Linked DNA regions of Mus musculus: region 1 is linked to region 2. The links are chromatin contacts, found by Hi-C or POLR2A ChIA-PET in ENCODE. All regions are on one chromosome and are shown on one strand. The core of a region is the stretch at or near the end of the contact, and the rest is flanking DNA. Distances in the headings are between cores, read along the strand shown. Region 1 holds the start of Siah1b (siah E3 ubiquitin protein ligase 1B). Region 2 holds the start of Syap1 (synapse associated protein 1).

The links. A loop is a pair of places that touch in the nucleus more often than their neighbours do. ChIA-PET counts read pairs that join two places held with the same protein, here RNA polymerase II (POLR2A).
Region 1: a loop to region 2 is called in a map of v-Abl transformed pro-B cells, with 7 times the contacts of the local background. The contact joins the promoter of Siah1b here to the promoter of Syap1 in region 2. A Hi-C loop is called at or near these places in 1 of 37 maps with a recorded cell type or tissue (v-Abl transformed pro-B cells). POLR2A ChIA-PET finds 5 or more read pairs at or near these places in 1 of 5 experiments (embryonic stem cell).

What each region holds. Positions count from the first base shown.
Region 1 is chrX:164,073,059-164,078,964 of GRCm38, reverse strand. Siah1b (siah E3 ubiquitin protein ligase 1B) reads left to right here and starts at 2,472. Exons shown (of 4, transcript NM_001308385.1): 1 at 2,472-2,778; 2 at 3,296-3,387; 3 at 5,615-5,675.
Region 2 is chrX:162,886,313-162,891,755 of GRCm38, reverse strand. It overlaps Syap1 (synapse associated protein 1), which reads left to right and starts at 3,294. Exons shown (of 9, transcript NM_025932.2): 1 at 3,294-3,687. The coding sequence starts at 3,471.

The DNA of each region.
Region 1 (5,906 bases), core at 1,223-3,722, 1.2 Mb before region 2:
GACAGGGTCTATCTGTGTAGTCTTGGCTGTTCTGGAGCTCACTTTGTAGACCAGGTTGGCCTCGAACTGAGAGATCCACCTTGGGCCTTTGTTTTAAACTGCCTGTCATTAGTCTCTGGTCAGGAGGATGAGGAAGAAGCCAGCCATCTTGGAAACTCACCATCTATTGCCTAGTCATAGCCCCAAACTCTTACCTGTTTGCCTGTCAGGGAGTCTGATTAGCTCTTTGTCCCCAGCAAGGAATCACAAGTTTCCCTCAGGACAAGTGTTTGGAAGTATGCTTTATGAAACCCATATCTTGATCGGCTTTTATGAATACTCTAAAACCTTAAAATAAGTTTCATTTCTTCTGTTCTGTAGCCCTTTTAGAAACGTAGAGCCGCATCTACTTCCCACCTTCAAGTACTGTTTTGAATCTGATGATTTGCAATTGGATGCCTATTTATTCGCCTCATTTATCCCCATGTCCAAATCTTTAAAATACTTCTCTTGTAGAATGTTGTGTACATTTTAGTAGGCTGCTTCGAGTCATTTCTGAAAGATGAAGGATAAATAATGCTATCAAATTCAAAACAGTCATGTTTATAGGGTGAGGCAGAAACTAACAAACCAACAAACAAAAAACATGGATGGCATTTTGAGAAATAAATGAGGGGTCTCAGGGCCAGGGTGAACTTAATAAAAATGCTTTGTTAAAACCTATTCTTTAAAACTGGAGGTGAGGGGCTGGTGAGATGGCTCAGGGGGTAAGAGCACATGACTGCTCTTCCAAAGGTCCGAAGTTCAAATCCCAGCAACCACATGGTGGCTCACAACCACCCGTAACATAAATCTTAAAAAAAATATTTAGAGTTATAAAAAAAAAACTGGAGGTGGGGGCAGACACCTGTAGTTCTAGCACTTGGACTGCAGAGGCAGGTGAATAGCTGAATTTGAAGCCTGGCTACACAGAGAAACCCTGTCTCAAAACACACACACACACACACACACACACCAAAAACCTGTTCTTTACTCTGTGCTCGTCTAAGGTCAGGATTGTTACCCTGTGCATACACACACTGTCTTCAAGCCACACAAGGGTGGAAAGTGGAGGAGAGGGAAACTCATATTTTAAAGTGATCACAAAATCGTGACTGCTGACACATGGAACTAATCTTTGTGTGATGGAGGGGAAACTTGTAACCCTCCACACAAATGAAAAGGCGATATTGTCAGTGAATATTTGTTGAGAATTTGATTGTGTGAGGGCTGTAGTAACTACTATGGAAATGGCCAGTGGTTTCATGCTCCCAGCTACTCCTGCCGATTGGATCAACACACCAGCTCTTACCAAGCACTGGTTCCACCTATCCAGTCTCTTATCACATCTTTTTTTATTTATTTATCTTGTCCTTGAAGCAAAGAACTTCAAGATTCTTTCAGGCTTCTTGTACTTTCAGAATATAGTCACAGATTTTGAATGTAGGAACAAAGAGCGAATGGAACGGTTTTTTTCCTCCCTGTGTGCCCATTCAGAGTTTTTTGGGTTAGCATTGTCTCTGTGGGAGCCAAATTATAAGAGTAATGTCGGAGTATGGGGTAGGGGTGGAGGGCTTCAAAGCAGAGATGAAAGTGTGGTGCAGTCTAGAGAGCTTCATAGTATGAGGGAGAGCTGGTGCCTAGAAAAAGTCATAAGAACTAGAAGGGCAGTGTGCTTCCTCCACGTACCTGTCTAAAATTTAAAGCCTGCTGAGTGAGAGGCTGGAAGAAACACTGGGTTGGCTCCCCAGGTCTCATTAAAAGGGCACGAAAAAGCCGGGCATGGTGGCGCACACCTTTAATCCCAGCACTTGGGAGGCAGAGGCAGGCAGATTTCTGAGTTCGAGGCCCAGCCTGGTCTACAAAGTGAGTTCCAGGATAGCCAGGGCTACACAGAGAGACCCTGTCTCGAAAAACCAAAAAAAAAAAAAAAAAAAAAAAAAAGGCACGAAAAGGAATTGCGAGGTTTCAGTTCCACCACTGAACCCCACCACTGGGCAAGCAGTTTTGTTTCCCATCGGTTTCTGCTCATAAATTACCACTGGCAGAAACACGAAAAAATAAAAGTGTCATTACTTTACTTTTTATTTATTTATTTATTTAGCATCTAGAATTTGGACTGTTTTCAAGAGGGACTTTGGGGTATCCTTTTTCAAGAGAGACACTCGATCTGGCGAGAGAGGGGCGGCCAAGGTGAAGGCCACGGTAGGTGATTAGGGAACCTCTGAGGTGTCTTAGACTTAAAGCAGTAAAATATGCTTGCAGGGGAAAAGAGGTCTCTTTGAGAGGCGGGCTCATAGCTTGCTCTCAAGCCAAGCTCTGATAGGCCAATAAGAAAGTCTAACGAAAGAGGGGACGTGACGTGACGTGACCCAGCCAGGCTTCGGCACCATGGTAACGGCATCACCCATAAGAAGGAGCTAGTGGTACAGCCCGGAGGAAAAGGCGTGGTCTAAGCGACGGATGGAGGCGGGCTGGTGACATGGGCGGAGCGCGAAAATCGGCCTGTGGTCTTAGGCGCAAGGGTGATCGCATGCCGCTGTTCGAGATCAAAGGCCTGGGCAAGTCACTTGTGGCTGTTCTCAGGGTCTCCTCAGCGGTCTCCCTGTAGAGCTGCGGTCGAAAGCCGGAGCCGGAGCCGGAGCGAGCCAGAGCCGGATTGAGCCGGAACCGGAGCTACCGGAGGGCGGGACTTCCGGTTTCTGGGCCCAAGACAGAGGGCGGGTCAGGAGTCAAGGTCTCGCGAGGCTGCGGCGTGAGGTAAGGGGGCGTAAGCAAGCTCCTCATAGGCTGGCAGCCTCGTGCCGGGAGCCCGCGCGGAGGTTGAATTCGGTAAGGATGGGCGACTGTGTGTGACCGCGGCCGCGGGGTCGCAGGGCCTGTCTGTGGGGACAAGGACTACCCCTTTGGCCTTTACACGCACTGTCTTGAGGTACCTTGGTCCGGGGAGACCCGAAAGATGTAGGTCCGAGAGTATAACGGAGGGGCTACTCGAGCTTCCCCCAGGAACCGGCTTCCCAGGGCGCTCTCGTCAGTACAGGGTCACTAACTAACCCCTGGGGATTGGATCCGGTTTGGAGATGGGGCGACTGCATTTCTAGACACCGAGGCTGAAGACGCTGGAACTCATCCGGATTGGGGGGGGGGGGGACGGATAACGCCACCCTCCAGGGTGGGCATTGGTAGCACAGTAGTGTCGGGAACACAAGTCTGACCCGTCTCCACTTCTCAAGTTCTTAACATCTTTTTTTTTTTTTTCTTTTGTGCCCTACTCCAGATCGAGAGACCAGGAACTTCAAAATAGTGCCTGGGATCCGGATGACAGCAGGCATTAAGGGCTGGCTACTGGACTGAAGCTGCTGGAAACTTGTAAGTATAACTCCACCTCGTTTGTCTTTTCCTGAAAAAGCTTGAGAAATAATTTGAATGTGTACACCTTAGTTTGAATAATCTCTTCTGAAAACCACGGTTGCTTTTTCTCCTGCTTTCTGGACTGTAAGTCTGCCAATCTCCCCTTTGCTATCCAAAAGTTTGGTTGGCATGTGTGTGCCCGAAGAACTGTGAGCATGACTAGTATGCACAACAAAGCTTTTCTTTTTGAAACTTTAAGCATGCTGAAGTTATGCAGAAACGGAGAGAGAGTTGCAACCAGTGTCAACTATCTCAGAGTCTAGTGTGGCCTGTTTGAGGTCGTCTTTTTTTGATAAGGCAGGTCTCTATACTTCTGTTTATTTCTGTGGATCTCAACCTGTCCAGAGGTTAGATTTTTAACATTTTCAAGCAGTTCAGGGTTAATTCTAGCTGGATGGTGTGTAAGTGTGTGCCTTGCTGTGAACATGGAAAATGGAGTGAATTAGAAGATGGTTTTTCTCACATCCCTCTCTAGTCCTTTCCTGTAAGTTATGTCTGTTGAGGTCTCCTGCCGTAACATAGCTGTAGACATTTTGTTCCATGCCTGCCAGCTATTTCATATTGTTGCAGTAATATGGGTACCAGTCATTAACACAGAAAAATAACTTGACTCAAAGCAGGGTCATGCTGACCACATACCTTGTTATGTTCCGAGGTTATGACGTTTGTTAATCTTAAGAAATTCCACAACTATAAGCTTCACCAGTAGGACCTATCAAATTAAAGAACTGTTATGTGACTTCCAACATTGGCATATGAGCTCATTGTGGTTTTAGTTGTTTTAGCCTTTATAAGCTGGCCCTGAGAAATGTTTGGGGTCATAGTTCCCAAAGTCTGAGCTGTGTCAGTCAGTCCTACGGTGTGTTGTTTAATAAACCATCCCTGTTTGACTGAGGTTGGTGTTCATGTGGTTTGTGGGGTGACTCCTGAATCCCAACAATATCCAGGTCCTGATAATGCCAGGCAGAAGGGAGTAATTATAATAGGAGATAATAATTTTAGTTTTAACTATGGGTATGTGTGTAGGCTTCTGCATGAGTCCACTAAAGTAGAAAGAGGCTGCTGGGTCACCTGGAGCTCGAGTCACAGGCAGGTAGGAGCAGCCTGCCATGGCACTGAGACTGGAACTCACTCAGGTCCTCTGGAAGAGCCTTTGACCATGGAGCCACCTCAGCTCCAGGACTTAATTATTCTCCATTGTGTGCATCTTCCTGAGCCCTGTAGCTATTAAAGGGCATTTCTGACCTCTCAATAGCACCTTCCCCCAAATGATCACACTAAAATGGGTCTCAAGACATGTCCAGACCTCCCCTGATCACATTCAAAAGGGTCTCAAGACATGTCCAGACCTCCCCTGAGAAGGATGATGTTGTTAGAAAACCACGGAGACAAGACTTGTGTATATGTGATCTTGATGAGTTTAATGAAATGTCTAATATCTTTTAAATGATTAATATGTATCCACTATTGACAATGAATTAGTGTTTTTGAACATTACTTTGCTCTAAGGGTTTCTCAACTTCTTTGCAGTTTATTAATTCATGTAGGAGAGGAAACTCATTACTAGTGCTAGGTTAGTTCCACCCGAGGCTTGAAAGTGCATCATGAACACACTGCCACTGGCAGTTTCTTTTCTCCAGCATTGATTGTAGTTTCACTGAAAGGAATTAGCCCTGACCAAAATACATTCCTGGCTGCTGGTTATGCCTACACCCTCCCTCGCCTGGTTATTCAGAACACTCGCACTTGATGTGCTTAGGCTTAAAAGGTCATGTTCATCTAGTTACTAATGTTTTTGTGAGTGGGACTTTTCTTTCTGCAGGTTATTATTATGATTTGGTTTTATGTATGGAAGTTAAAAGCTGAAGGCCTGAAATCGCAATGTTCATATTAGGATTGTTTGCTGGGTTTGGTCCTAACCAAGAAAACAAAAATAGTGGCCCACAGATGCGGAACTTGATTTGATTGACTTCCCATACTGTAAGCCATGTTCATATTTCTAAATTGTTTTGAAAAAAAATAATGTACAGTAGGCCTTGATTGAGCTTTCAGGATGCTATCTACACTGTCTCAACCTATTTCTACCCAGGAAATATTATGGTCTTTGCTGCGCTCCTGAGTATATGTCCTCTAGTGATAATGCACCCTTGGTAATACTCACTGTTTCTGGCAACTTCATTGACAGGGGAAGACCAGGTGTACACTCAAGACCTAGAATGACCAAGAATGTGGAACCTTAAAAAAAGGTAAAGTGCGCTGGGCGTGGTGGCTCATGCCTTTAATCCCAGCACTGGGGAGACAGATTTCTGAGTTCGAGGCCAGCCTGGTCTACAAAGTGAGTTCCAGAACAGCCAGAGCTACACAGAGAAACCCTGTCTCAAAAAAAAAAAAAATAGGTAAAGTGCAAAACCCTTTGCTAGTTCCCACAGCTCAGAACTCAATGTTGACTGCTGTTTCAAGTAAGAGGATTGTCAACA
Region 2 (5,443 bases), core at 2,045-4,544:
AGATAAACAAAATGGGGTACTATATATACACACAATGGGATACTATCAGGCCTTAAAAAGAAAGAAATTTATAATATGCATAACGTGGATGACCTTTGTGGATATTATACTCAATAAAGAAGCCAATCATGAGTTCCCAATGATGGCACATACCTTTAATCCCAGCATTCAGGAGACAGAGGCAGGTGGATGTCTTTGAGTTTGATAGAGGTTAGTCTGGTCTACAAGGTGAGTTCTAGAACAGCCAGGGCTACAGGGAGAAACCCTGTCTTGGAGGAAGAGGAGGAGGAAGAGGAAGCAATCACAAAAAGACAGATACTGTATAATCACACCAAGTTCCCGTCCTCCATGGACTGGGGTTTGACCCTAGTGCCTCATTCTTGCTAGGCAAAAAACCTACTACTCTCATATTGGCAGCACCCAGCCCTGAACATAAGTATCTACAGTAGGCAGACCAGTCCATAAAGATGAAGTAAAATGATGTTTGCTAGAAGTTTAGTTGCAGAGAATGGAAGCAGTGTATGAATTTCAGCTTGCAAGATGAAAAGTTCTGGCTATTGGTTGCAAAGTCATGTGAATGTGCTTAATACTACTAAATTACTGACTTTGAAAATGGGTGATAGCCAGGCAGCAGTGGTGCACGCCTTTAATCCCAGCACTTGGGAGGCAAAGGCAGGCACATTTCTGAGTTTGAGGCCAGCCTGGTCTACAGAGTTCCAGGACAGCCAGGGCTACACAGAGAAACCCTGTCTCGAAAAACCAGAAAAAAAAAAAAAACAACCCCCCCCAAAAAAAGAAAAGAAAATGGGTGATGATAAATTTTGAATTTTGACCACAATTTAAACATGATTTCACAATTCCTTGATCTCATCAGCTTCCTAAGGTCCAAGTTACCATTTATATGTGTGTCATCATTTTTTTTAATTAAGAGTCATTTTTTTTAAGATTTATTTATTATATGTAAGTACACTGTAGCTGTCTTCAGACACTCCAGAAGAGGGCGTCAGATCTTGTTACAGATGGTTGTGAGCCACCATGTGGTTGCTGGGATTTGAACTCTGGACCTTCGGAAGAGCAGTCGGGTGCTCTTACCCACTGAGCCATCTCACCAGCCCGTGTGTCATCATTTTTAAATGTGTTTGCTGAATTAGTATTCAAATAAAATGCACAGTTGTGGACTGTGAGTATGTAGCTCCATCGGTATAGTATAGACCTAGCATAGAGAAGGCAGCGAGTTTGATTCCCAGAATCAGATAAGAAAGGCTTGGTGAGTGTGGTAGAGAATCCAAGACAAGGCCAGCCTGATTACTTGAGACCCTATATTTAAAAGAAAAAAAGAAAAACCCTCACTGTGTAACCCTAGCTGTACTATATAGGTGAGGCTGGCCTTGAACTCAGATCTGACTGCCTCTGCCACCCAAGTGTTGGGATTAAAAGTGTGTGCCACTGTGCTAGGCTTTGAGACCCTGTCTTTAAATGAGTATTCGAGGGTTTTCTTATTTTAATCTTTTTTAAGATTTATTTATTTATTTATTTATTTATTATATGTAAGTATACTTCAGCTATCTTCAAACATACCAGAAGAGGGCATCTGATCTCATTACAGATGGTTGTGAGCCACAATGTGGTTGCTGGGATTTGAACTCAGGACCTTTGGAACAGCAGTCAGTGCTCTTAACCGCTGAGCCATCTCTCCAGCCCTATTTTAATCTTTATTATGCTTTATTTAGTGTGTGGGGTTTGGGGAGAACACAATGCACACTGATACAGACAAGAGAACAAGTTTCAGGAGTGGGCTATTTTCTTCTGCCATGTGGAGATCAGGGCTGAGCACGTAAACTACCAGGGTTTTAAATTCTAAGTGCCACTCATTTGGTTGTTTGGGAAAGGGTCTCATGTAGCTCTGGCTTGTGTTGAACTCAAGATCCTCCTGCCTCAGCTTCCTGAATGCTGAGAATACAAGCATGTATCACCCCATTCAGCCAGGTCTATTCCATATGTGTGCGCATGATTTGCTGTGTTGGGCATGTGTTTTAGCAGTCTACCACTGACTGAGCTTCAGTCCCAGTAAGTTCTCTAAGCTATTGTGTGAAATACTTTAAATTTTATTTATGGTATAGGTAGTCACAGAGCCTGTGTAGAGATCAGAGGACAGAGAACCTGCAAGGGTCAGTTTTATCAGATAGGTACCAGGAATCAAACTCAGGTTGCCAAACTTGGTGGCAAGTACCTTTACCTGCTAATCCATTTTACCTACCCACTGTAAACCAATTTTTAATCTATAAGTACCCCACCCCAACTTCTTCCTTACAATTAATTTCCTTTCTTTCTTTCTTTCTTTTTTTTTTTTTTTTTTTTTTGGTATTTTGAGACAGGGTTTTTCTGGCTGTCCTGGAACTCACTTTGTGGACCAGGCTGGCCTCGAACTCAGAAATCCTCCTGCCTCTGCCTCCCGAGGGCTGGGATTAAAGGCATGTGCCACCACGCTCAGCTGATTTCCTTCCTTTTTTCCTTTAGGTTTTTTTTTTTTTTTAATGTTCTGCTCTTGACACAAGAACTTAGGTAGCCCAGGCTGGCCTAAATCACTATGCATTACTCCCAGCTTTGGGTTAAACTCAGGAGGAGGCTTGAGGCCTCCTTTTCCAAGGGTGGGGGTGTAACCCGGTCCAGCTGGCCCTAAAAAAGGAGGCTGTCATCTCGAGGTAATCACAAAGTGAGACCAGGTAGGAGAGCCCCCAAAGATGCCAACCACACACCTATAAAGCTGGGGAAAATAAGCCGGGCGTGGTGGCGCACGCCTTTAATCCCAGCACTTGGGAGGCAGAGGCAGGCGGATTTCTGAGTTCGAGGACAGCCTGGTCTACAAAGTGAGTTCCAGGACAGCCAGGGCTACACAGAGAAACCCTGTCTTGAAAAAGCCAAAAACAAAACAAAACAAACAAACAAACAAAAAACAAAGCTGGGGAAAATAGAAAAGTGGGTAGAGAGCAAGAAGAGCTCAGCGGAGAAAACCCTTTTGGCCCTTAGCCTCTTTTCCAAAAGCAGGGGGAGGCGGGGAGGCGGGGAGGCGGGGAGGCGGGGAGGCGGGGAGGCGGGGAGGCGGGGAGGCGGGGAGGCGGGGAGGCGGGGAGGCGGGGAGGCGGGGAGGCGGGGAGGCGGGGAGGCGGGGAGGCGGGGAGGCGGGGAGGCGGGGAGGCGGGGAGGCGGGGAGGCGGGGAGGCGGGGAGGCGGGGAGGCGGGGAGGCGGGGAGGCGGGGAGTCGATGCAGAGGGGGCGGAGCCTTAGCCGGACATGACGCATGCGCGGCCAGCTGAGCCGCCGTCAGAGAGGGTGGGCCAAGCTTCGGGAGGTCTCCGGTTCCGGTCAGTCTCCCTCGAAGACCAGCGGAGTCGGATCAGCCAGTGGTTAAGGGTGCCAGGGCTCTTGGGCGAGGGGACCGCGGCAGAGGCGGCGGTGACCCCGCGGGCGGGATGTTCGGAGGGTTGAGCAGTTGGCTGGGCTTGAAGCCGCCCGAGGGGGCGGCGGCGGAGGGAGAAGAGCCTCCCAGCCGGGACGGGGACAAGCTGTCCGCGGGAGCCGCGCCTTCTGAGGAGAGCCCCGAGCGGCCCGTGGAGCCCACTGAGGAGCAGCAGCAGCAGCCGCCGACGGAGGACCCACAGTTCCTCCACCAGGCCAAAGGCCTTGGCAGTGAGTTCTCTCTGGGACCTGAGAGTGGACTGGGAGGGGACGCGGGGATGTTGATGTACGAGGAGGGGGACGGTCCTCTCTGACATGGGCTAGTTGGCTAAGGAGCTGGACAACGCCAAAGTTCACCAAGCAGTCACTTCATCTCCTCGACGTGCCTAAGGACTTGTCGCTTTCCTGCAAAGTTTGTAAACTTGGGAAGCCGGAAAGCGATCAGTGTGCTGCTGTCTTCAGGGTTTTGACAAGGAATTCGGTTTGTTCAACTTGAAAACGTTCATTTGAATCTCCAACTCTGACTCCCAGCTAGAATTGGTTTAGAAAAATGCCTTTTGTCCCAAGAAAGGACTGAAAGGTATTGTCTAAAGTAACTTCGTTAAGTTACTCGAGCCGTGGTGGTGGCTCACGCCTTTAATCCCAGTACTCAGGAGACAGAGGCAGGCAGATTTCTGAGTTCGAGGCCAGCCTGGTCTACAGAGTGAGTTCCAGGACAGCCAGGGCTATACAGAGAAACCCTGTCCAAAAAAAAAGTTACTCGAGCCATAGTCATTCATGCCTTCTTTTGATTTTTTTGAAGCAGGGTCTCAATCAGCCCTAGATGGTTTCGAACTTGCCATAAAGTCAAGGATGACCTTGATCCTCTCACCTCTGCTTCCCTGTCGCTTCGCGATCAGTATTTTTTTTTCTTTTCCCCTTTCAGCAGGACCTTTTTCCCTTAAGGTGGGAAAGAAGGTGCCAATTGTCTGCTATACTCAAGTTCCAGTGCTAGATCTTTGGTGAATAATAAATCCCTCATTTCATCTATTCACAATCCCCAAGGGGTTGGGGAAACAAGTCCAGCGTTTTACTGATAGTAGTACAAGTAGATTTTGAGCCAAAAATCTACCTGATTTCACTTTCCAATTTTATTATCCAGTTGAACAAACAGTAGTTCTTAAGAATATAAATACCTGCTGTATTAATTCTCGAGAGACTTTGGCAGGCTTACATAGTTAAAGAATGTGATTTGGGGGGAGGTGGGCCCTAAGCAGAAGTAAACATAAGAGAATTGCAACAAAAATATCTACTAAATTTTGTGAGGCTTTTTGTTCTTTTTGAGATAGCCAAAGCTGGCTTCAAATTCATATGGCCAAGGCTGGCCTTGAACCCAGCCCTCCTTCCTCTCTCCCGATTACTGGAGCTCACCACCACACAGCCACGAAATTTTGAAAGTTTTAAGGACTTATCAAGTCAATTAAGGGTGTCAAAGAACAAAGACGCACAGACTTCAGCAGGAAAGGTCCTATTGTTCAAAATGTTTGACTGTAAGTTAGAGGCATAGGGGAAATAGCCACAGTATCAAATTTTAACAGTACATTATCTCAGCCAAGACTCCCGAAGACTGGACAAGGAAAATAAAACTTAGTGTGATACCATGAAATCACTAGAAAAAGAGGATGACTATTTGCAGCTTAGAAAATTGGGAAAGAGTAGATTTGGAATATTTAAGGAATGTGAGAAGGGTTCACTGGAGCAGAGGTTGTAGTGTAGTTGGGATAGATTAACGTGGGATAAAAGTCAAGTATGGTGGTGACATAGGCCTGTAACCCCAGTATTTTGGGGTCTTAGGAAGATCAGCAGCAGTTCAAGGCCACATGAGACAAAAAACAAAAAAGCTGGCCAGGTGATAGTGGCTCTTGCCCTTAATCCCAGCACTTGGGAGGCAGATGCTGGCAGATCAGGTCTACAGAGTTGGTTCCAGGACAGCCAGGATTACACAAAG